Linked DNA regions of Homo sapiens: regions 1 and 3 are each linked to region 2. A link is a contact called in ENCODE Hi-C or POLR2A ChIA-PET data. All regions are on one chromosome and are shown on one strand. Each heading gives the region's core, a stretch centred on a gene start or an enhancer-like site at or near the end of the contact. The rest is flanking DNA. Distances are from core to core; before and after follow the strand shown.

Region 1 (4,022 bases), core at 1,060-3,559, 33 kb after region 2:
TATGTTTCCCTGTTTTATATCCTAACAAGAAATGTTACTTGTTCTTGATTCCGATAAAGATGGGAGAAACACGGTTTTTTCAGGACTTCTCAATTTAGTGTGTAAAAAAGCATAAGACATGGAAAATTAGTGGCCTCATATTTTGAGACAAACTATTGAAAAATGTGTCTTTTATTTAAGTCTTTCCACATTTTAGTAAGACTTTAAAAAATTATTGCACTTAAGAAGTTTTTTTTTTTTTTTTTTTTTCTTTTGGTCACTCCTTTGACGCTTATTTACATATATGGCCAAATAAACTAGCTTAAAAAAACAAACAAACCTTTGTTTGTTTGTTTGTTTCAGTAGGAAAGAACATGGCTTCCAGTAACTCTTCAGTTACTTTTAAACAAATACTATCTCTCCGTTCTGGTACAGGGTCCTACTCTTCCTGTCTTGAGTCCTGGCCCTGGCTAGGTGACTGCATCCTGAGATTTGGGGAATGGAAAGAATTTTGGAGACCCTCTATTTTGTATCACAACTAGTAAGGGGTTCCATCCACACCCTCGTCCCTCTCAATTAGGCCTCTGCTTGTACATTCAGGGGTGTCTCTATTTTGTGAGGCTTTTTCCTGGAGGAGATAAACTCATTTTCAAAGTTGGGCAGGGCAGAAAGACTGGATACATTCAAATTCATTTGTTAATTCATGCATTAATTTATTCCTTTGACAAATATTTAATGAGCACCCTTGTGCTAGGCAGGCTTTGTGTTGGCACTGAGGACAGAGATCAACAAAGCAGACGTGTTCTCTGCCTTCCTGGAGGTCCCAATAGGGGTGATAGACATTGACCAAGTAAGTGCAGGGACAACTAATTGCCAACTAATTGCACATTTTGCAATTATGATAAGTGGCATGAAGGACAAGTAGAAAGGATGATAGGGCTAATCATAGGGAGAGATAGCTTAGACTAGGGGGTCAGTTGGAACTATTAACTAACACTCTTTTCATTTTTCTCTTATCACCCAAAGAAAGCCGGGAGTATGAAAGTATGGGTTAGAATTCCTTAAAATAACTACTTATTAGAAAGGGCAAGAAGTATCATAAATGAAACAGTATTGATACAACCTAGAAGTCATTGATAAGGGAATAGTTAACTACTTTATAATATACATTATTCAGCAATATTATTTAGCCTTAAAACTAACTTAGAAAGGAGTTGTTATGGGTTTCAGAAAATTCTTATGCTCTAGCATTGAGAAAAATTGCAAATGCAGCGATTATCTCAAATATACTATATATATACATATGTCTAGCAAATATCTGAAAACCATATCAACATGTTTTCCATTTTTATTTGTATTATTAAGGATGTTACAAGTATGTAGCTAAAACATATTTTTCATGAATACATGTAAAGCAAACATCTGTGTAACCACAGCTAGATCAAGACATAGAACACTGCCACCATCCACAGGCCGCCCTTTCCTCCCTTTCCCCTTGAACAGCTTGTATCATAATTCTGTCTTCTCACCTAAAGGTAAACACTATCCTGATTTTTGTGATAATCATTTTATATATATATATATATATATATATATATATATATATATATATATATATATATACACATACACATACACACACACACACACATAACATTTTAATATACATATATTATGTATATATATATACAGTTTTATCACCTATATGTATTCATAAGTAATGTAAGTTAGTTTAGCTCAATTTCAAACTTAATATATATAGAATTATACTTTCCTTGTGTTTTAACTCAACCTTGTTTGTGGAATTCATCCTTGCCATTGTGTATAGCTGTGGTTAATTAATTTCATTGCTTTGGTGTCCCTAGGTATGAATGAATGTAACACAGTTTATTTATCCATTCTACTATGAGTGGATATTTGAGTAGTCTCCAGCTTGGGCCTTTTACAGATAGTATTGCTGCCAACCTTCTTGTCCATGCACATTGTACACAGTGCATTGAGCCTCTTTACTGTACAAAGCTCAAGTGGACTTGCTGGGTCATAGGAGGTGCTGGTTATTTTCGGTTTCTACCCTTCCGCCCTAATCCATTCTTTGCCTTTCTGTGCCTTGCTCTGTGTTTCTTTATGTACCATATTACTAGAGTACCTTGCCTTCAGCTTTTAGTTAGGTTTGGGCAATGGGAGGTAACAGTGTGAGTTTAGGGGGTGGGAAAAAGAGTTTGGAGCATTCTCTGATTTCCTCTTGGCCTTCCCACAGTTCTGGCAGTGGCCGCACCGCGTTTTCTCTTAGGTTCTAGCTCTTACAAGACTCTGGTAACATTCTTTCCTCCTCTTGTTGTTTCAGGCTTAACAGGCTTTCCCCACTTTCTGTCCCATTATTCTCATTGCCAGTGGCAAGGAGCCAAGAACCTTCTTGTCTCTGCAGCATAGAACAGAGACAGAGCCTCCTGCCCAGCCTTCCAGGAAGCCCGAGTTCTCATCTTAATTCCCATACCCTGTTTCTCTGGGTTCAGGCTAAGGTTACTTCTCTGTTCACTAAAGCTGCATTTATTTTCTGGGTTTTTCTCTGATCCACTTCCAGAGACTATGACTCCAAGAGCAAAGCAGTCTGTTCACGAAATAGATCATTCCCTCTCAGTGCCCAGATTCTGTTGACCTAATAATCAATCAGGCCTTCTCATCTCCTTTCTCTCTTCCGTCAACTTCTGCTTCCCACACAAACGGTCCTGGTACTCCTGTAGCTGCTCTTCGCCCTCTCCGGGGATGTTCGGGTCTCCTGTGGATCTAGACAGGCATTAGTGGTGAATGCAGGTTTGGCGTCAGAGTGCCTGGGCTCAAATCCCTGTCCTGCTATTTATTAGCTGTGAACCCTTGAAGAGGGTACCACTCAATTTCTAGTAGGGCTTCTTTCTAGTCTGTAAAATGGTGATAATGTAAGAATAAAATGAATTACTCATATAAACTTCTTAATTGTGTCTGGTACCTGGTACATTCTTAATAAATGTTAGCTATAATTGTGGTTATTATCTGATACTTATATAAAAACCCATCATGTCATAAAAGCCTTCTGTCATGAAAAAGATATATATATATATATATATATATTTAGGTTCATGTAGTAGTAAAGTGTTTACTCCTCGAAAAAGCCCAAAGGCAAGCAGATATATGAGAAAAAGCATTGTCATATAAACTGCTTTATATCATGATGACCAATCCTCTCTTCCAACACTTCTCAAACCCAAATCCTTTAGGGTCTAATTTGGAAGTGGAGAGGGCAGAGGTGCATGGAAACAGAAGCGGCGCTGGTGGGGTGCTGTGTTTCATGCCTAGGTTATGGTGCACGACAGACACCACACACTGGAAAGTAGAAGCTTACCAGAGGAGATGGCAATTACAAACGCCCTCAGGAATTCATAGAAACCAGGGGGAGAGTTTTACATTTCCACAGGCTGGTGGGGTTGGGGTAGGGGGTGATGATAGAATTCAAGCCCATCTTACTCTGATCTAAGGGGCAAAGACACCCCATCTGAGTTATTCAAGTAGAGCCCAGAATGGATCACTGGCACCATCTCCCCCAGTTGTTGACAGTTGAGCAAGGAGCCGGGCGTTCTCCCCTCCCCTCCTCCTGCTGTGCTCTGTCTTGGCCGCCTTCCTTATGGATAGGCCATATGGGCCGTTTTGGAGCCTGTGTTTGCTTTGGCTTGGTGGTTCGCAGCTTACTTCCTGTTAACATTCCTCCACCTCTCACCCCACATTATGGGTCTCTCTCTCAGAGCCACCTGCTCTTTCTGTTCTCTGTGCCCATAACCTCAGCTCTCTGATTTCTCCATTCATTGCTTGGCTCTTAACTGGGACTCAAATCTCACTTCTGTTTAAGTATTTTCCATGCCAGCTTCTTGTTTGGACCAGATAGTGTTTCACCATGATGGGCCTTTATTAGGAGACAAAGGGGTGATCGGGGTGGTACCGGAAAAGGCAAGTTCATGTATCCAAATGACTGTCAAGTGAGACCAGAAAAAGCCCTTCTTCCCATGAGTTTTTGT
Region 2 (4,206 bases), core at 540-3,039:
ACTGGAAGACTTGGGGACAGCCAGACAGCTGGCCTTTGGGTTACAGTTGCATTTTCCAAGTTTCCTTTCCTTGCAAGGAAAGAAAATACTAAATTTAAACACCATCTTTCAATTTCTCAGTCAATAATTTCCTTTTCTGTCTCTTTCACAAATGCAGTTTCAAGACATCAATGCAAGGCATTTATTTTCTACGGCGCCTTTCAGAAACATGAAATCACTGAAGGAGCGTTGTTAAGCAATTCCAATCCCAATTAGGTTTGCAGCTGATGTCTACGTAGCCTTGTTTAAGTTACTATTCTTTAACAACTTGTGGTGTAACTAGCAAAAATTGTAAAAAGTGGACCTAGATTCTTGCAAAATTACCCTGTAGCGTTCTCAAGGTGGGGGAAAGAAAAATATGGACAACAATTGAACTAAATTTAATTTTATCAAGTTAATAATGCCTTTAAGATTATAGATAGGCCAGGCGCAGTGGCTCACGCCTATAATCCCAGCACTTTGGGAGGCCGAGGCAGGTGGATCACCTGAGATCAAGAGTTCAAGACCAGCCTGGCTAACATGGTGAAACCACATCTCTGCTAAAAATACAAAAAAATTAGCCAGGCATGGTGGCGGGCGCCTGTAATTCCAGCTACTTGGGAAGCTGAGGCAGGAGAATCACTTGAACCAGGGAGGCGGAGGTTGCAATAAGCTGAGATTGCGCTATTGCACTCCAGCCTGGGCAACAAGAGCAAAACTCCGTCTCAAAAAGCAAAACAAAACAAAAGATGATAGATAAACAGAGGAATTTGGGATTTGAAATGTCATCTTCTCTTAAGATGCATCTAGACAGTTGATAATTGCCCAAATAAGTTTAATATGGGATAGACTGCGAACTTTTTTTGCATGCAGATAGCATGAGTTATAGCTATTTCCTTATTTATATTCTAATAGAAAAAGAATTTTTCTTTGAGAAAAGAAAATGGCAACTTTACTATCTTTATCAGATGCGTTTCTGTCTTAAAAAAAGACCGAGGCTGTATGTGGGAAACAAAAATTATAACCAACATTAAGACAATATGTTGTTGAAAATACTGCTATCTAGAGGCCTTAGGAAATAGTATCTAGCAACCACTAGATGTCACTTGATGTTTGCTTTTTTGTAAAAGGTAGTTTTTTTGTTTTGTTTTTGTTTTTTCATAGTTTATCTGCAATTATAAGTCTACAATTCTCAATGGGTCCAAGCTGGCAGAAAACAAAATGCTGCAATATTTGAGTGAAAGCAGGCAAAAGTCATTAGATGAGAACAATGATTTTAACTTTAAATAAGATTTGGGTGGTTGCAGGGTTTGTATAATCTCTCCTGGCATTTGTAAGGACCAGAGAAGCCAGCAGCTTTGCCCTCCTGCTGTGTTTAAACAAAAATGGAAAATTGTAATGAACAGCTAGATTTTTCCTATCTTTCATTTTTTTCTTCCTCCTCCTTCCCCATTTTTAGGAGAATGTGACTTTTAAAATGATTGCCCTTTAATGAGGTTACTTGCAGCATTTTAAGATCAATCCTTCTTTGTTCAAATTTCTACCCACAAATCAAAACTGTTTTAATCTTCATTATCTCAGTAAAGCGCATGTGACAAAAGTAAATGGAGAAGACGTCTAGAAATGTTGTGAGGGTTCTCTGGGGTTATCCACTTCCTGTATTTGCTAAAACTCTAATAATCAGTTCCAGTAGAGACCATGTATCCTGGGGTTTTGTTTTGTGTAACAGCTATTTGTTTATTTTTTTTAACTGTCATTGTATTTTGGCTTCATGATGGTTAAATGAGTCTCCGTATTAAGTAAACCTCTCTGACCCTGCCTATTTCCTGTCTTGTCAAACCTTTCCTTGTAAGAATAACAGTGTTCTTTTATTTGGTAGTGTGCAGCATGATGTTTTTGGCATGGCCAACATTTTTGACTTGCAAAAATTTGTGACCTCAAGTGTGAGAGAAGTGAATGCTTTTTTCGGTACCTCATGGGGTCTCAATCTTAAAAAGTATCTTACGAAAGAATTATCAGCATGTTTATTTCCCAAACATCACAAATAAACAAATAGAAATAGCTTTTTTTAATAAGCTACTAAAAATATTAAACCAATGAATACTTGGTGAACATTTTGCTGCTACTAAACTTACATAATTTCTCAAACTGGCCTAGCTATATGAAGACACAGAGCTTTTATCATGTTCTGTCTAGTAATTCATATTTTTGAAAACATATTTTCAAACCAAAACACATTGTATGTGAGTGGAGTATGGCTATTCCAAGTCACAGAATGGAAGAAATATCTTTGTTGCCTCATCCTTATATACCTAGGTCTATTTAGTTCTGAAATGGATTCTATAAGATAAGAACCATCAAAATCAAAAGTCTCAATCAAATGCACCTCCTTTTTTTAAGGTAGCTAGCCATTTGCTAGCATTTTTCTCTTATCTTTTGGTTTATTTTTCAATAATGTGGACATTATGAGAATAAAATCATGGTAAACATCTCTTGCATTTAAAGATTGACAACTGCTAAATATTAATTTTGAAATATTGATAACTAATTAGAATCTGAAGAAAATAGATTGTGTTGATTTGAAGGTGTCATGAATAAATTCTTATAATCACATAGCAGTAGTTCTGAAAGTCTTGGCTAACAAAAATCTAAATATCTGCAGCAAATGGAATTTGATAAAAGTACCACCAACTAGTAGTTTTTTGTTTTTTATCATTGGCTAGAAATATAGTTCTAATAAAGAGCCTGTGATGTATAGGCAGTAACAAAGAAAAAGCTGAGGACTAAAAAGATACATTCATCATTCTAGTATGGAATATTTTTTCTCAAAATGTCTGAAACACAGAACTATAAGCTTAATTTAAGATTTTCAGCCTGAGCAACATGGTGAAAACCCATCTCTACCAAAAATTAGCTGGGCATGATGGTGCATGCCTGTAGCCTATAGTCCCAGCCATTCAGGAGGTTGAGGTGGGAGGATCAATTGAGCCTAGGAGTTCGAGGCTGCAGTGCACCGAGATCACACCATTGCACTCCAACTTGGGTGACAGAATGAGATCCTGTCTCAAAAAAAAATATTTTTTCTTAGACCTGTCATTCAAACTTCCTTTAATTATTCATTGTCATTAAGTATTTCTTTTTCAGAGCCAAATCCAAGGAGACTTAAATTGTATTATCAAGATTTATTTCATTTATACCACACACATATAACACATATACTTTCCTATACTATAGTTTTCAAAACACTATTGTGTTGTCTTCCTTTTTAGAAAAAAAATACAGTAATACTTGAAATTGTATTAGCATTTTAACTAGCCCAGCACCTATTTTTTTCCACATGTGGTTTCCACTGGTGGTTTTCATAGGCCTCTAGAAGTTGTAGGTGTAGCCCCTTGTAGGTACAGATTGCCTTGTTTAAATAAAGGAATCATTTTTTCTTTAATAGAACCTAATTTTTTAAAAGCACATTTAAGTTGTGCAGTTGTGATTTGAAATAATAACAAAAAGTGATTACACCTAAAAGTTCTAAACTGGTACAATATTATCATGCCATTAGCTGTGATGGAGCTGAAAGCTGATAGAACTTACACTTGTATCTCATGACTCTGTTTCCTTTGAAGTAAGCACTGGTGGCTGACCGAGTTTAATGTCCCAGCTTTTTGGATCTCTAAGAGGATTACAGTGTGATTTTATAACCTGCCACAAATTCCTCTCTATGCAACTTACTATGTGCTATGTATGTGTTTTTAAAAAAATCAACTGGAGCATGTGCCTGTAGTCCCACCTACTTGGGAGGCTGACTCAGGAGAATCATTTGAGCCCAGGAGGCGGGAGGTTGCAGTGGGCTGAGATCACACCACTGTACTCCAGCCTATGGGACAGGGAGAGATTCCATCTTAAAAAAAAAAAAAAGAAAAAAAAAAGCAAAACAAAAACAACAACAGCAAAAAACCAATTGGAATCAAAATGTGTTTTCAAATGAGTCACTTTATTTTTTATTTCTTAGAGTTTTCTGAAAAATTTTTTTTTTTTTTGAGACAGTCTCACTCTTTTGCCCAGGCTAGAGTGCAGTGGTGTGATCTCTGCTCACTGCAAGCTCAGCCTCCCGGGTTCAAGCGATTCTCCTGCCTCAGCCTCCTGAGTAGCTGGGACTACAGGCGCCTGCCACCATGCCTGGCAAATTTTTTT
Region 3 (2,816 bases), core at 317-2,816, 55 kb after region 2:
TCCTGACTGTGATGATCTGCTAATATTCAATGCTTTTCACCTGGCTTCTTACTTGCCTCTCTGGGACCACATGTGCTGGATTCTATGGGCCCAGAGCCAGAGGTCTGGGTGAATATCTGTGCACTTCTGAGTTGACTGAAAGGCTGCAGCAGCCGTAGGCAAAGGAAACCAGGCTGCTTCAGCTCCACGTTATTTTTGTCTACAATCCAAGTTCCCTCACACTCCACATGGCTCTTTTCAGTAGAGGAGCCTCTAGCTTTCAGAACTTGGCATTCCTATGTAGGGAGCACTATGTCACTTCGCTATTCTGCCCACTTGCTGTCCTGGATCTCAGACCTTATCCTTTCAGCAGACTTTGGGTGGGTATTTGACTTTTTTTTGGCGAGACAGAGGAAATGAGCAAGTATGTGAAAACCTTCAAATGGCCACTCCCGAAAAGCAGCAAGAAACTCCAGAAAGCCCCACAGCCTCTTGTAAAATACAGCCTAGAGCTCAGGGAATGTCTGGAGTTTCTCCCTGGGGAGCTTTTTCACACTTTGGAGCATCCTTGGAGGAAACCACAGGAATCTGGAAGGGCTTTCCACCACAGGAGACATCAGGAGAAACTAACTTCTGACCCACCTCGATATTGGAGGCATCAGTTTCGTTTGTGCTTCTCCGTTTCCTGCCCCGTTTGGGGTAGCCATTGATCTTACACTCGTAACAAGCCTCTGGGGAGAGTGAATTGTCATCCATTTCACCACTGACAGGTGGCTCTGGGTTTCCTCGGCCCATGCCCATTCCAGAAACACAGTGCCTGCAGCAGAAGGGGAGCATAGATGTTTTTCATTAGAATGGGAAGACAAGGTAGGTGGTACAAGAGTTCTGGTGAAGCCTGTTCCTTGCAGTTGTGAGATACAGCCCTTGCTTGTCCACTGGAGGATCAGCTAGTTCTGAGAACTACATTGAGGTCCTCTGTTTGGCCTCTAATTCCCAGTTCCCTGAATGTATTGATTTCCTTCTACTGCCTATCAAGACCCTGTCTTGGATATTTATTTATCTCTTCATTCCCAAACCTAACATGGAAAGCATTTTGCAGTACTTATACTGGGGAGGAGACACAGAGTGGAAACAAGAGAATAGTAGATGAGGGAGGCCATGTAACTTGGGAGGCTAAATAAAAATGGCTTCTTTTTATGAAACAGGCTCCATGGGAGTGAGCAAGGTGTGAGACATCACTGTTGAGTTTCTTGCATTCTCCCACTTCCATCATTACTTTTCCTCACTCAAGCTTTGGAGCAATTGCTCCTATTCCTTGACGTTTCACTTTTGCTTATGCTACTGAGGATAAGAAGAAAGCTCCGGTTGATAATGAAGGTTAATTTAATAATAAACTATGAAGATATGCCGTATATAAAATGCATGTATCAGAGTTTGCCCAACTGTGGGAAACTGTTTCAAGTCATTCAAAACCACTAGGGCCACTGGCTCCGACTCATGTGAAGATGGATAAACAAACCCATGCCCAAGAGAGAACTCGTTCAGCTGTTTTTCTTTGCCTTTCAGTTATCAAAGCCAAGTTACGGAGGGAGGCTCGAATGTTTCACAAGTACCTTGTTTTGTTATTCTGCTTACTATTTCAGAGGCCACTTGGAATGTGTATTTATCAAGCTCCTCTTTCCAAATGTGTTGAAACATTTGAATGGTCCTTAAAAGAATCTTTATTTGGGGGCAGAGTCCATTCTAGTGATTCGGAGAGGCCAAAACTGTTTTAAATGGGTAGATTTCTAACAATGGGTCATAATATAGACCAAAAATTATTTATCTGTTTTTCTGTAATAGCTGATCTGCTCTTTAGAACTAATTTTCCTATATACCCTTAGGATTCAAAATATGTTGCCAATGAACAGAATATCTGTTGTATTTCAAAGCAGTTTATAGGTTCCTACTGTTTCCCCCAATCTTGCCAGAGTCCAATACATTTCCTTTCCTCTTTATCTTGCAACATGAAATATGTAGAAACAATACAATGGATGAAGTGATAAATGCTCATCCTGTGGGTGTGTGCGCATGCGTATACATTCACACAATGATTAAATTATTAGGAGGTAAACTGCAAATTTGCAGGCTTTGGTTCCTTTCTCAGAACTCCTTTCCAGTATTTTCATATCCCGGGAGCACCACTTATAAGAAGTGTGACTACAAAATCCCACTGGCCAAAAGCCAGTTTAGAGTGTCACAATTTTTGCTGGGAAGAAATGGTTCTGGCATTAAACTATAAAGAATGAGTCTACTGAGAGCCAGACACAAACATCTGGGAATTTGTGTCTGATTGCTGGCATTCTGTGTGCTTCCCACGAAACATTCTTCTACCTACCCAGATCCAAAATGAATCACTTGATGTTTGTATGTCAAGAAATCAAAGACTGCTACATTAATAATTTGGTATAAGTGTGGATGTGTGTGGGGGTGTGTGTGTACACGCATGTGGAGGAGTACATAATGTATATATATATTTAATGTCTATGTGTTCCTAATTAAAAAGTTAAAATGTGCACTTCCTCTCAGGATAGCTAAAACTAGGTGGACACCCGAGTCCAGATTAATTCAGCAGGAAAAAAGATCCAAACTTTGAAAACTTAACACTAAACTTTTAAATCACTGGGTAAAATAAAAATAGGCCTTCCCGGCCGGGTACAGTGGCTCTCGCCTGTAATCTCAGCACTTTGGGAGGTCAAGACGGGCAGATCACGAGGTCCGGAGATCGAGACCATCCTGGCTAACACGGTGAAACCCCGTTTCTATTAAAAATACAAAAAATTAGCCGGGCGTGGTGG

The links. A loop is a pair of places that touch in the nucleus more often than their neighbours do. ChIA-PET counts read pairs that join two places held with the same protein, here RNA polymerase II (POLR2A). Pooled maps may share reads with other maps.
Region 1: a map of endothelial cell of umbilical vein shows a loop between it and region 2 (5-fold over the local background). The contact joins two enhancer-like sites. A Hi-C loop is called at or near these places in 3 of 168 maps with a recorded cell type or tissue (aorta, endothelial cell of hepatic sinusoid and endothelial cell of umbilical vein), 1 of 37 single-sample maps with no recorded cell type and 2 of 50 pooled maps. POLR2A ChIA-PET finds 5 or more read pairs at or near these places in 2 of 52 experiments (IMR-90 and WTC11).
Region 3: a loop to region 2 is called in a map of ascending aorta, with 9 times the contacts of the local background. The contact joins two enhancer-like sites. A Hi-C loop is called at or near these places in 10 of 168 maps with a recorded cell type or tissue (IMR-90, Right ventricle myocardium inferior, aorta and 5 more), 1 of 37 single-sample maps with no recorded cell type and 7 of 50 pooled maps. POLR2A ChIA-PET finds 5 or more read pairs at or near these places in 4 of 52 experiments (H1, IMR-90, OCI-LY7 and 1 more).

Annotation. Positions count from the first base shown.
Region 1 is chr15:48,390,167-48,394,188 of GRCh38, forward strand. No RefSeq gene overlaps it. Among named protein-coding and RNA genes, the nearest start is that of DUT-AS1, 60 kb to the left of the region's middle. Within about 2 kb of position 2,310, at least 15 of the 41 ENCODE cell types and tissues checked have a DNase peak (open chromatin) inside an H3K27ac peak, as active enhancers do; they include endothelial cell of umbilical vein, where a contact is called at or near this core.
Region 2 is chr15:48,357,207-48,361,412 of GRCh38, forward strand. No RefSeq gene overlaps it. Among named protein-coding and RNA genes, the nearest start is that of DUT-AS1, 27 kb to the left of the region's middle. Within about 2 kb of position 1,790, at least 3 of the 41 ENCODE cell types and tissues checked have a DNase peak (open chromatin) inside an H3K27ac peak, as active enhancers do; they include endothelial cell of umbilical vein, where a contact is called at or near this core.
Region 3 is chr15:48,411,948-48,414,763 of GRCh38, forward strand. It overlaps FBN1 (fibrillin 1), which reads right to left. Exons shown (of 66, transcript NM_000138.5): 65 at 622-796. Among named protein-coding and RNA genes, the nearest start is that of DUT-AS1, 82 kb to the left of the region's middle. Within about 2 kb of position 1,567, at least 4 of the 41 ENCODE cell types and tissues checked have a DNase peak (open chromatin) inside an H3K27ac peak, as active enhancers do.